2 separate regions of the Homo sapiens genome follow, and region 1 is linked to region 2. Evidence: read pairs that join two places in POLR2A ChIA-PET (ENCODE). Cell type or tissue: OCI-LY7. All regions are shown on one strand. Each heading gives the region's core, and the rest is flanking DNA. Links, peaks and the distances in the headings are about the cores only. Region 1 has its middle 68 kb from the start of LINC00598. Region 2 overlaps FOXO1 (forkhead box O1).

Region 1 (5,380 bases), core at 73-5,072, 96 kb before region 2:
ATCCAAGGAGCCTATTTTTACAGAATACTTCATGACATCTTTCTGCTAACCCACACTACACACTAAAGAGCAGCAGAAGACTGCAAGCCTCATGAGGAAAGACAGCGCGTCTGTCCCGATCACCACATAGGATGTCCCCAGCATCTTGCATAGGGCCTGCTACACAGCGGATACTCAGTAGGTAAATGTAATTATTGAATGAATGAATGGCAGAAAATATTACAGCATTTCTGTAGTCTAAGAGCAGTTCTCAAATTTCAGTGTTCATAAAAATCACCCGGAATAATTAAAATATAGATTTCTCCACCATCACACCCCGATCCAAGATTCTGTTTCTCCTTCTCAGAGGTTCTGGAATTTGCATTTTTTACAAATCTTTCCAAGTAATTCTGTTGCCAACAGTTAGTAGCTCACATTTTGAGAAAGTCTTATCTCTGAAGTTCCCTTACAACAGGTTCCCTCAGGGTCTTGGGTAACTAAACTCCCCCCGCCCAGGGGACTCACTTTTCACTTCTGCATGGTCCACGGCGAATAGGTTTGCTCTACTCTTTTAAATTCAAGGAGAGGCTGAGGAATTAGCGTTGGCAGAGGTGGCTGGTATCCTTGGATGGAAGGTATTATAAATGCAAAGCGCTATTAAAATCACAAAACCTTTTGAATAAAAAGCCTTTCTTAATAATCCATCCACTTTTCTTAATCATAGTTTTTCTTCTACAAGTCTTAGAAGTACCCTGGAAAAAAAAAATCAGCTTATTTTGCAGAGAAACAACAAATTCCAACACTTGCTTTATGCTGGTCAATGTCCAGCCTTGCTGCTTCCAAACATTTCATATATGGGGCCTCTATTCTCTATAGTCTACAAGATGACAGGCACCTCCCTGTCAGGGGTAAGCCTGCAGCTCTCTTTCTGGATGACACATTGGAGGCAGTGGGAAGCTTGGTTTCAGAATGCTTACTAAGGTCAAAGCAGCACCTTTGGGAGCTGATTCAAATGTCTTCTAATCCCAGAGGGGCCATTATTGTCCGTAACGAACACAGAACTTTCATTCATACAATTCATAGCAGTCTCCCCAACACTCAGATCCAGCAGTGGGGAACATGGCTGAGTTTTGAGCCAACTCTTTAAGCAAGGAAAGGTAACTCAAATGCTGGAAGTATTACATGATAGAATGCCCAGGCCTGGAAACATTCTGAAGTCTTTTTTTAGTTATTCAGAAATGACAAAGGAAATTATTTACTCCAGAAAGGTTTGCAGATTGGTGTGGCTGAGGGATCCAAGAAAGCATTTTTCCTATGTCTTCCTCCCTCTCCCTACTCCTGCCAGTAACCAAGTGACAACAATATTGCTAGTCATCTATTTTTTTAATCATGTGATTTTCTTACAAAAGACAAGGACAATTGCTCAGATTGTTGTTTCCAAAAAAAAGGCACATGATGGTTAGATGAGATTCCATACAGCTGTTAAATGCTTCCAGCCAGTCCTATCCAGGATTTTGAAAATTATAGCCATGTTTTTAATGGAATAACAATTATTGAAGACAGAAAAATGGAGTCAGAGGGGAACTAGAAACTTACAGATAATATTGATTTAAAAAATATAGCTCATAGGGCTCTAAGAACTTTTGAGTCTCAGAAGATGTGTTTACAAGTACACATGAAGTTTTCTATTCAGGTTTTTTGGGAGGTTTTTTGTTTGTTTTTGTTTTTGTTTTGAGATGGAGTCTCGCTCTGATGCCGAGGCTGGAGTACAGTGGTGCGATCTCAGCTCACTACAACCTCTGCCTCCCGAGTTCAAGCAATTCTCCTGCTTCAGCCTCCCGAGTAGCTAGGATTATAGGCATGCACCACCACGCCTGGCTAATTTTCATATTTTTGGTAGAGACGGGGTTTTGCCGTGTTGGCCAGCCTGGTCTGGAACTCCTGACCTCAAGTGATCCGCCTGCCTCTGCCTCCCAAAGTGCTGGGACTACAGGCGTGAGCCACTGTGCCCAACCAATTCAGGGTATGTTTTATCACGACTTCCAATTATTTCTAAACAGAATTGCTTGACCTCAGGAGGTCCTCCTTTTCACCAAGACATTGTTTTGGTAGGTGTAGGGAAATAAAACAGGAAAAACTTTTCTGTCTTGCAAAGGAGAATTAATTATTTTCCTTTCAAAATAATATTTAATTCTAAAATATTTCAAAAATATTTGAATATTTCAAGTGTTTCAAATTAAATTTTTTTTAAAAGTCAGAACATGAAATCCACATACTTTATCCAATCCCATTAGGCTGGGGAGAGATGGAGACACACCCCCATCACACAACCGAGGCAAAAACTACAAATAACACTGCGGTGTCCTTCTCAGATGAGGTGGCTTGAAAACAAATCACATATCTATTTAATTAAGGGTGGCCAGTTGTCTTGTTAAAAAATAAACGAACAAACTCAGAGACTATAACTGTCCCAAGATGAGCACATCCTAGCTGTGTCTATAGACATGCAACACTTTCTGGGGGAAAGTAGATAAACTGGCATTTCAGTCTTGTTAATGGCAATTTTGGAAGTAGGAGCTAAGTGAAAGGGCTGACTCTGTCCCTGGAGCCCAGAGAAAAATCTATATGTAAAGAAAGGATTCTGCAGCCCTGGAGATGGCTGGCTGGAGGGCAGGCCAATGATCCCTTTTAGACATTTCATCATTGCCCATACCTTTCTCTCTTGCCATTGTACTTGCCTCGGTTGAAGTAATAGCAGCTCCAGACTTGTCAAAATACTTGGGGGTTCTTGGTCTGCTTTTAATTTGGTGGAATGTTGGCAGATGTGGGCTGGCTCACCAAAGAAGAATGTCTTTGGCTGTGTCCAGTGGTCAACTGCACTGGCCAGTTGCTTCAGGCTCAGTGGAAGGCTGTTGATGACCCAAAGTCAGGCAGGCCTGGCTCCAAACTTCTTGTTAGGATGGCTACAGGGCTGCCTCAGGAGAATTGTTAGTATTTAGCCAGGGCTAAACACAGCCACAAGGCTATATTTGGGAAAGGAGTCTTAAATGCTTCCAGTTCACCTGTGTAACTACTCTGACACTAGGGGTTGGGGTGGACTTTAATGATAGGGGAAGGCTTTGAGCTGGACTTTGATAAGGAAGGGAGGAGAAAGACATTCCAGATAAACAGACATTCTGGATAAACAGACCTTCCAGCATGCAAAAAGGCTGGAAGCATAAAAGGGAATGGAGTGTGACTGGTGCATATGGTGGAGATGCAAAGGCAAAGGTTGGTTGGGAAGGACCTTGCATGCTGTCTGAGTACCTTCAGGCTGCTATAATAAAATACCATAATCCAGGTGGCTTAGAAACCACAGAAATTTATTTCCCTGTTTTAGAGGCTGGGAAATCCAAGACCAAGGCCTCTCCCTTTCCTGGTTCACAGATGGCACTTTCTAGGAAGAGGTACCTAGAGCTAGGTACCTCTTTTGGGTTTCTTTTGTGAGGGCACTAATCCCATTCATGAGGGCTCCACTCTCATGACCGAATTACCTCCCAAAGGCCCCACCTCCTAACCCCATCACCACAAGGGTCAGGATTTCAACATTTGCAACATTTAAATGGGGCGGTAGAGGTACACAAACATTCAGATGGTAGTATGTGTCATAGATTCAAGTTTATGCTGAGACACCAGGCTAACATTCCTTTAGAAGAATAACCCTCCAGCCTGTGAAAGATTCTTCCAGGGGGCCTCTGAGTCCTCTCACCCACTGGGTGCTCTTGGTATGTCCACTGTGAGGTGAGGGTTCCAGGAAGTAATTAAAAAGCAGTCATTTGTTAATAGGGTGAACATATAATTAATCACCCAAACCTGAACACTTTGAGTAACAAGAGGAACTTAACCATAACTGTGCTGGGACAACATCTTTTCCTAAGCAAATCAGAACATTTGATTGCTCTCATTTTGTGAGCCCTTTCTATATGCCAAGCACTACCATAGGGGGTTAACTCAGGTTATTTAATTTCCACAGTAACCCCAGTATGCAGGTATAATTCCTCCCATCAAAAATGAGTCTAAAAAGCAGAACTGGCATCCTCTGCATTCCTTTTCCAGTTCCAGAATCTTCCTCTTGCACCCTCATGTTAAAAGCTGTATCCATGCTTACAGCATCAGCCTAACCTGCTGTGTGCCCTTCCCAGTCACTGACATCTAGCAGCTACTGGCTCTGCATTTCTCCCCCAAATTAAAGGCACTGGCACTTAAATGTGACTCCTCTCCACCCCAAGTCCCTTGGTTAGCTCTGAAATCTAATTTGCATGCTACATTCAATCTTGAGGCCCTATCATCCCCTAACCTCTTCTACTCTAGGGCCCTGGCCTTCACAGCTTCTCAGACACCTGCTGCCATGACCTCACCCCAGACCCTCCCTCAACCTCCTATTCTATCTTTCCCTTACTCCCATTCTGCCTGTTATTGTCACCAAAATCATTAGTCCTTTAATGCCTTCATACACCCAGTTGGTGATGTGTTGGCCAATGTTTAACAACCTGCTCTGTGGGGAAATAACGTGTGCCTGTATTTACGTACATAAATTAAGAATTTACTGATATAAAAGATGAGTAACAATTTACAAATAATAAAACATACAATACTCTCTATTGTAAATTATATTAGGTCAATTGATTCTCACAGAATTCTTTCACTGATTTTTATGGTCAACTTTTATCCGTAGCCAACATATGGTGGCAATCCAACCAGGACTTGACAAATGGACTCGCATCCCAATGCATTTTTTTTCTCAGATTTACTTTCTCAATCAACTGATGTGATTTAACTGTTAAACCATTTCTCACTCTCACCCAAATTATATTAGTGAAGCTGAAACTCTGCTTAGTGTCAGCACAGCAGCAGTGTAACAGTGAAACAGCACAAGAGCTAACATAACTAACTCCATTTTGGTTTAAGTGGCCCTTACCCATTTCTGCACATAGGCAAGGATAATTTTAGAGTACTATTAATATGCAAAAACAGCAATCATGTAGTTTTAAAAACTAACTCTGGGATTAAAGGAGAAGTATGTAAACAACTATGTTTTTGTTAAAGATTTATAGGAGCGTTGTGACCTGACCAAGGACAAAGAAGTTCCTTGAACACTTGCTGGCACCCAGATGTCGGTGGTTATCTGTTACCTCTTGATCTCAATCCCCTCCCCTTCCTTCTGCCCTTAACATAAAAAGAGCCTAAAATTTGTACTGTCTGAAGATGGTACTTTAGAAGGCTAGTTCCCCATCTTCTCGGTTTCCTGGCTTTCCAATTAATCCTGCTTTTCCTCCCACCAACACTTGTCTCTCGAATCTGGCTTTCAAGCAGTGAGCAGACACACCTGGGGTCAGTTATGGTAGCACACCATTACACAGCA
Region 2 (5,380 bases), core at 324-5,323:
GCAACCAAACCCCAATCTAGACATACAGTCAGCGAATGTCCTCTCAAAAAATGGGCATTCCCTCAACCAGTGTACTTCCCTCAATCAGTCTGTCTTCACTTTTGCACCGGCAACTATACTCCAAAAAGGTATCTCTCATGCCTGTCACCACATATAAATGTAAATTTCAGTTTCAGTGGAAATTTACATCTATACATCCAGACTATCAGATGACAGATATAAGCTTGGCAAACTTACCCTTTGGAATCCTAACATGATCAGCTCAGTCCTGTCTCACTGCCTATCCCATAAAAGACCCTCTAAAGTTTAATTCCAGCCCTCTGTTCTTCCCTTTAACAGCATAAATAGGCTGGGCAGGGTGGCTCATGCCTGTAATCCCAGGACTCTGGAAGGCCAAGGCAGGTAGATTGCCTGAGCTCAGGAGTTCGAAACCAGCCTGGGCAACATGGCAAAACACCGTCTCTACCAAAAATACAAAAAAGTAGTCTACCATGGTGGCGTGCACCTGTGTCCGAGCTACTTCAGAGGCTGAAGTGGGAGGACTGCTTGAGCCTAGAAGGTGAAGCCGAGACTGTGCCACTACACTTCAACCTGGATGAGACAGAGTGAGATCCTCTCCCAAAAATAAAAAATACAAATAATCTCAAGTTTGACTTGCTTGAATCCAAAATTCTCTCAAGGAGGAGAGCCTGAAAACCACAAACAGCATTTTCATTTCAAAATTGTTAATGTTTCTATTAAAAGTGTTTGTTACTTAAAATGTAATACAGGACCGGGCGTGGTGGCTCATGCCTATAATCCTAGCACTTTGGGAGGCCAAAGCAGGTGGATCATTTGAGGTCAGGAGTTTGAGACCAGCCTGGCCAACATGGTGAAACCCCGTCTCTACTAAAAATACAAAAATTAGCCAGGTGTGATGGCAGGCACCTGTAATCCCAGCTACTCAGGACACTGAGGTGGGAGAATTGCTTGAACCCGGGAGGCAGATGATGCAGTGAGTCAAGATCGCTCCACTGTACTCCAGCCTGGGTGACAAAGTGAGACTCCGTCTCAAAAAGAAAAAAAAAAAAAAAAGAAAAGAAGATACATATGTATAACTTACCCGTATTTATACACTCCAAATACAACCCACTGCAAACTCTGGGTGTATTTCCTCCCGAGTACAGCTATACAGTAGAGCCTAAGATACTTCACATAATTGAAATCAGTTGATATACAATTTTATATTCCACTTTCTCATGCTGCCAGGTTATTTCCCCATCCCATCAGAAGTTCTTCCAAAGCACAAAAACAATATAAGTCTGCCAGAGCACCCTTATCAAACTTGCTACACAATTACTAGGAATGCTAGGAAAGATAGGTCTAAAGGTTTTGATTCTTTCTTTGGTTCTGATCTTATGTTTTTATGTAAAAATATTCCATATAATCCTAATGTCCGTAATTTAAAAAAAAAAGAAAAAGAAAACCCCAGAATCTCAGGTGTGCTAAGCTTTAAGTCCAAGTATTTTGGCTAATGCTATTGCTGTATAATACAGCATAATTACACAGCTCCTTCCTTTGAGCACCTCAACTTGTCCTACAAGTACTTCCCAGCAGTATCATTATCCCCATTTTACAGATGACGATGCTAGTACCGCAGTGATGTGACTTGTCTAAATAGGAATTATCTGGTTACCAATGCAGAAACAGAACCAAAAACTCCTAATATTTACTGCAAAATTACAGATCTAAGTTAGGCTCATGAGTGCATTATAAAGAGCAAATGCTAGAGGGAATTCTGATCATTCTGACGTGACCCCAACGTGAGTTTTGGAATACTGTAGTGATCTAAAGACATCCTCCCAGGGCATGCCAGTAAATATATCTAACCAGCACCTTTTGTCCAGTGATCTCGAAGCAAGTTTTGCAGACACTAGCACTGGATGGCCCATTATCATGCTCCAAAATTACAGGTGGGAAAACTGAGACAAAGGAAATTGAAACACATGTCCCCAACAATCTGCGATTAGCACAGGACTAGACTCCTCCTCTCACCTCACCGCACCCCAAGGGGAGCCAAGTAGGCAAAGCTTCCATGTGGACTGACAAGGAGAGTGAGGACTTTACTGCCTCTAACAGAAAGGAAAAATTTACTAGGAGAGAAAAGTAGGGTGGGAGAATGAAAGGAGGACCGATTAGAAGCCAGAGATAGAGTAAAAGCCAAATCTAACCAGAGCCAGAGAAAAAAAATCACAATGTTAAGACCTGCACGTGAGTCCGGTGGGATATACCAGGTCACACATACAATGATGGCTCAGGAACTTCTAAAGTGTTTTTCAGGAGCTTAGAGGCCTTGGTATTGGACATCCCAGTTATACAATTCCCGGTTTGATTGGGTCAAACCTCTAAACTCTCAACATATAAAATGTCTTTGGGATTATTCACCCAAAACACAGAGAATGGCAGTATTCTCTCCCATCCTCATTCAAGCACAAAAGCGAAACCACCCTGAGAATTTAACTCCTTTTACTAATGTTAAGAGACTTCTCCATCCAGTCCATGGTCTCATATTCTCTAAGCCAGAAGTTAAAATTAAGAACTTCAGAATGTGAAGGCAGCCAACACTACTCATCTCAAAGTTACTAATCTTAGCATTCAACACAGATGAGGCAGGAAGGCTGCAGAATTTGCTAAACCAGACTAAACCAGACTACTGCTGGCGACAGAGTCGAGACAACACTGAAAACACAAAGGCATTTAGCTCAATGACAACAGCTGGTGACATGCACATCTAGAATACTGAAATGGCTATGACTTCTTACCTCACACCTTGGTATTTCTGCATGAGTTTGTAGTTCTCTCCTCCCAAAAGTCAAATATGAGTTAATGACATGTCACAGTAGGAAAAGGATTGGGTAGGTGCAGTTTCAGTGGAAATTTACATCTATATATCCAGACTATCAGCTGCCAGAAAAACTGTTTCCCTCCCCTTCCCTGCTCATTTTAAAGGTCCTATTTACCAGAACACTATGAAGGTAGTAAAACTATGGTAAGACAAACACATACTTACATATTTTCAGTTTAAAAGGTGAAAGTACACAGAGGTAACTTCCATTTAGCTCACTCCCCTAAGTCATTCTCCTTGTGGATTTCCTCTTTACAGGCCTTAAGGTGACTTGCATCATGTTCACGCCCAGGGTGAAGTGTATCATCACCACCTGCAAATATTTCTAAATGGGATCAGTTCTATTAATAACAATGACTATTTCTAAAGGCAGTAATAAGTAAAACAGGGTTGTTGTAGCAAACTTAAAACTCACACCAGCAACCAGCAATGACCTTTAAAGAAACTTTTCATCTAATTAAAGTTAGAGAAATTTATTCAAGTCAAATATTTTAAATGAGGGGGCCGAAAATGAGAAGGAAAGCAAAGAAGAGATGAAAAACTAGGGAAGGGGAGTAGGAAGTGATCAAAAAGTACTCATTTTTAATATCAGCCATTTAGATGTGCACCCTCAAAAGTCATGGCACTGGCCGGGTGCAGTGGCTGACACCTGTAATCCCAGCACTTTGGGAGGCCAAGGCAGCTGGAGTTTGAGACCAGCCTGACAAACATGGAGAAATCCTGTCTCTACTAAAAATACAAAACTAGCCGGGCATGGTGGCGCTTGCTGTAATCCCAGCTACTCCGGTGAGGCTGAGGCAGGAGAATTGCTTGAACCCAAGAGGCAGAGGTTGTGATGAGCCTAGATCACGCCACTGCACTCTAGCCTGGGCAACAAGAGGGAAACTCCGTCTCAAAAAAAAAAAAAAAAGTCATGGCACTCTCCATTTAGTGAATAATTGAGAACAGAACAGATAGACTCCCCACAATCTACAATTTTAATTAGTCTATGATGGATATCAGCCTTAGATGGGAAATAAAAAAATTAATGAACAAAAAGCAAGCCTATTAATTGATTATTTGAGGGGTGTGAAGGAATTGTGGTTTTCTTTTTTAAAGCAAAAGTTGACTTCTGTGACCTTTTTTTTTTTTTTTTTGAGATGGAGTCTCGCTCTGTCATCCAGGCTGGAGTGCTAATTTTTGTATTTTTACTAGAGATGGGGTTTCACCATATTGGCCAGGCTGGTCTCAAACTCCTGACTTTGTGATCTGCCCACCTCAGCCTCCCAAAGTGCTGGGATTACAAGTGTTGGTGCCGTGAGCTGCGCCCAGCCAACTACTGTGACTTCTAAAAGGTGAATATTATAAAATTCTAGCTTAACCAATTTCCCTCCGCTTCATCGAATTTTGGACATTTGAACTTCATAACAATTCATTTTTGTTTTGTTTCGTTTTGTTTTGAGACGGAGTCTGGCTCTGTCTCCAGGGTGGAGTGCAGTGGCGCAATCTCAGCTCACTACAACCACCGCCTCCCGGGTTAATGAGATTCCCCTGCTTCAGCCTCCCAAGTAGCCGGGATTACAGACATGTGCCACCACGCCCAGCTAATTTTTTGTATTTTAGTAAAGACAGGGTTTCACCATGTCGGCCAGGGTGGTCTCGATCTCCTGACCTCAAGTGATCCACCTGCCTCAGCCTCCCAAAATGCTGGGATTACAGGCGTGAGCCACCGCGCCCGGCCTGAACTTCGTAACAATTCAAAAGGGATGTTGGGGCCCAGGACACACTACCCCAAAATATGACTGTAGGAGATCAGAATATGCCACCCCAAAATATACTTCCTTGGCATATTTTGAGCTGGTTATTCTGTGAAACTGCAGACACCAGAGTAGACAAGAAAAGCTGTCCTTTTGTAAAAGAAATTTGCATCCATAAAGGAAGTCTACATTAGTAAAGTATCTGTACTAGGATTAGGACTGCTCCAGACAACTTTTATTACCTGAGAGACTTTATCCCCAAGAGCAAGACAATCTTTATTCACCATATAATTCTTCCCCTCATCCTCCTTTAACTTGTGTGGCCACCACCCCACCAAAAACCTCAAACCCTAATTCTTTTCTTAGCTCAGTATACAATATAAGCTTCAATCATGCAACCTGCATTACATTTTGTGGGACTCTTGTGCAAACATAAGTATAAATAAAATGACATTTTCTCCTGTTAGAGTCTACCATGTGTCAATTTATTTATTTCTTCCCCTCCCCTGCCCAGAGATGGAATCTTGCTCTGTCACCTAGGCGGGAGTGCAGTGGCGTGATCTCAGCTCACTGCAGCCTCCACTTCCTGGGTTCAAGCAATTCTCATGCCTTAGCCTCCCAAATAGCTGGGATTACAGCCGTGCACCACCACATCTGGCTAGTTTTTGTATTTTTAGTGGAGATGGAGTTTCACCATGTTGGTCAGGCTGCACTCCAACTCCTGAGCTCAAGTGAGCCACCAGCCTCAGCGTCCCAGAGT

What was found. ChIA-PET counts read pairs that join two places held together with the same protein. Peaks named below come from ENCODE experiments on the same cell type or tissue, not always from the same donor. Only the 100,000 strongest peaks of a DNase experiment are listed, where the experiment ranks them.
Region 1: POLR2A ChIA-PET joins it to region 2 with 7 read pairs; 5 of 35 experiments call an interaction of 5 or more read pairs at or near these places.

Annotation. Positions count from the first base shown.
Region 1 is chr13:40,546,763-40,552,142 of GRCh38, forward strand. No RefSeq gene overlaps it. Among named protein-coding and RNA genes, the nearest start is that of LINC00598, 68 kb to the left of the region's middle. In OCI-LY7, for the core only: no CTCF peak of the experiment used is centred there; no DNase peak of the experiment used is centred there.
Region 2 is chr13:40,642,290-40,647,669 of GRCh38, forward strand. The region is part of intron 1 of FOXO1 (forkhead box O1); the gene reads right to left. Among named protein-coding and RNA genes, the nearest start is that of FOXO1, 22 kb to the right of the region's middle. In OCI-LY7, for the core only: no CTCF peak of the experiment used is centred there; DNase peaks (open chromatin) are centred at 2,702 and 3,162; H3K4me3 peaks cover 2,544 bases; H3K27ac peaks cover 2,524 bases.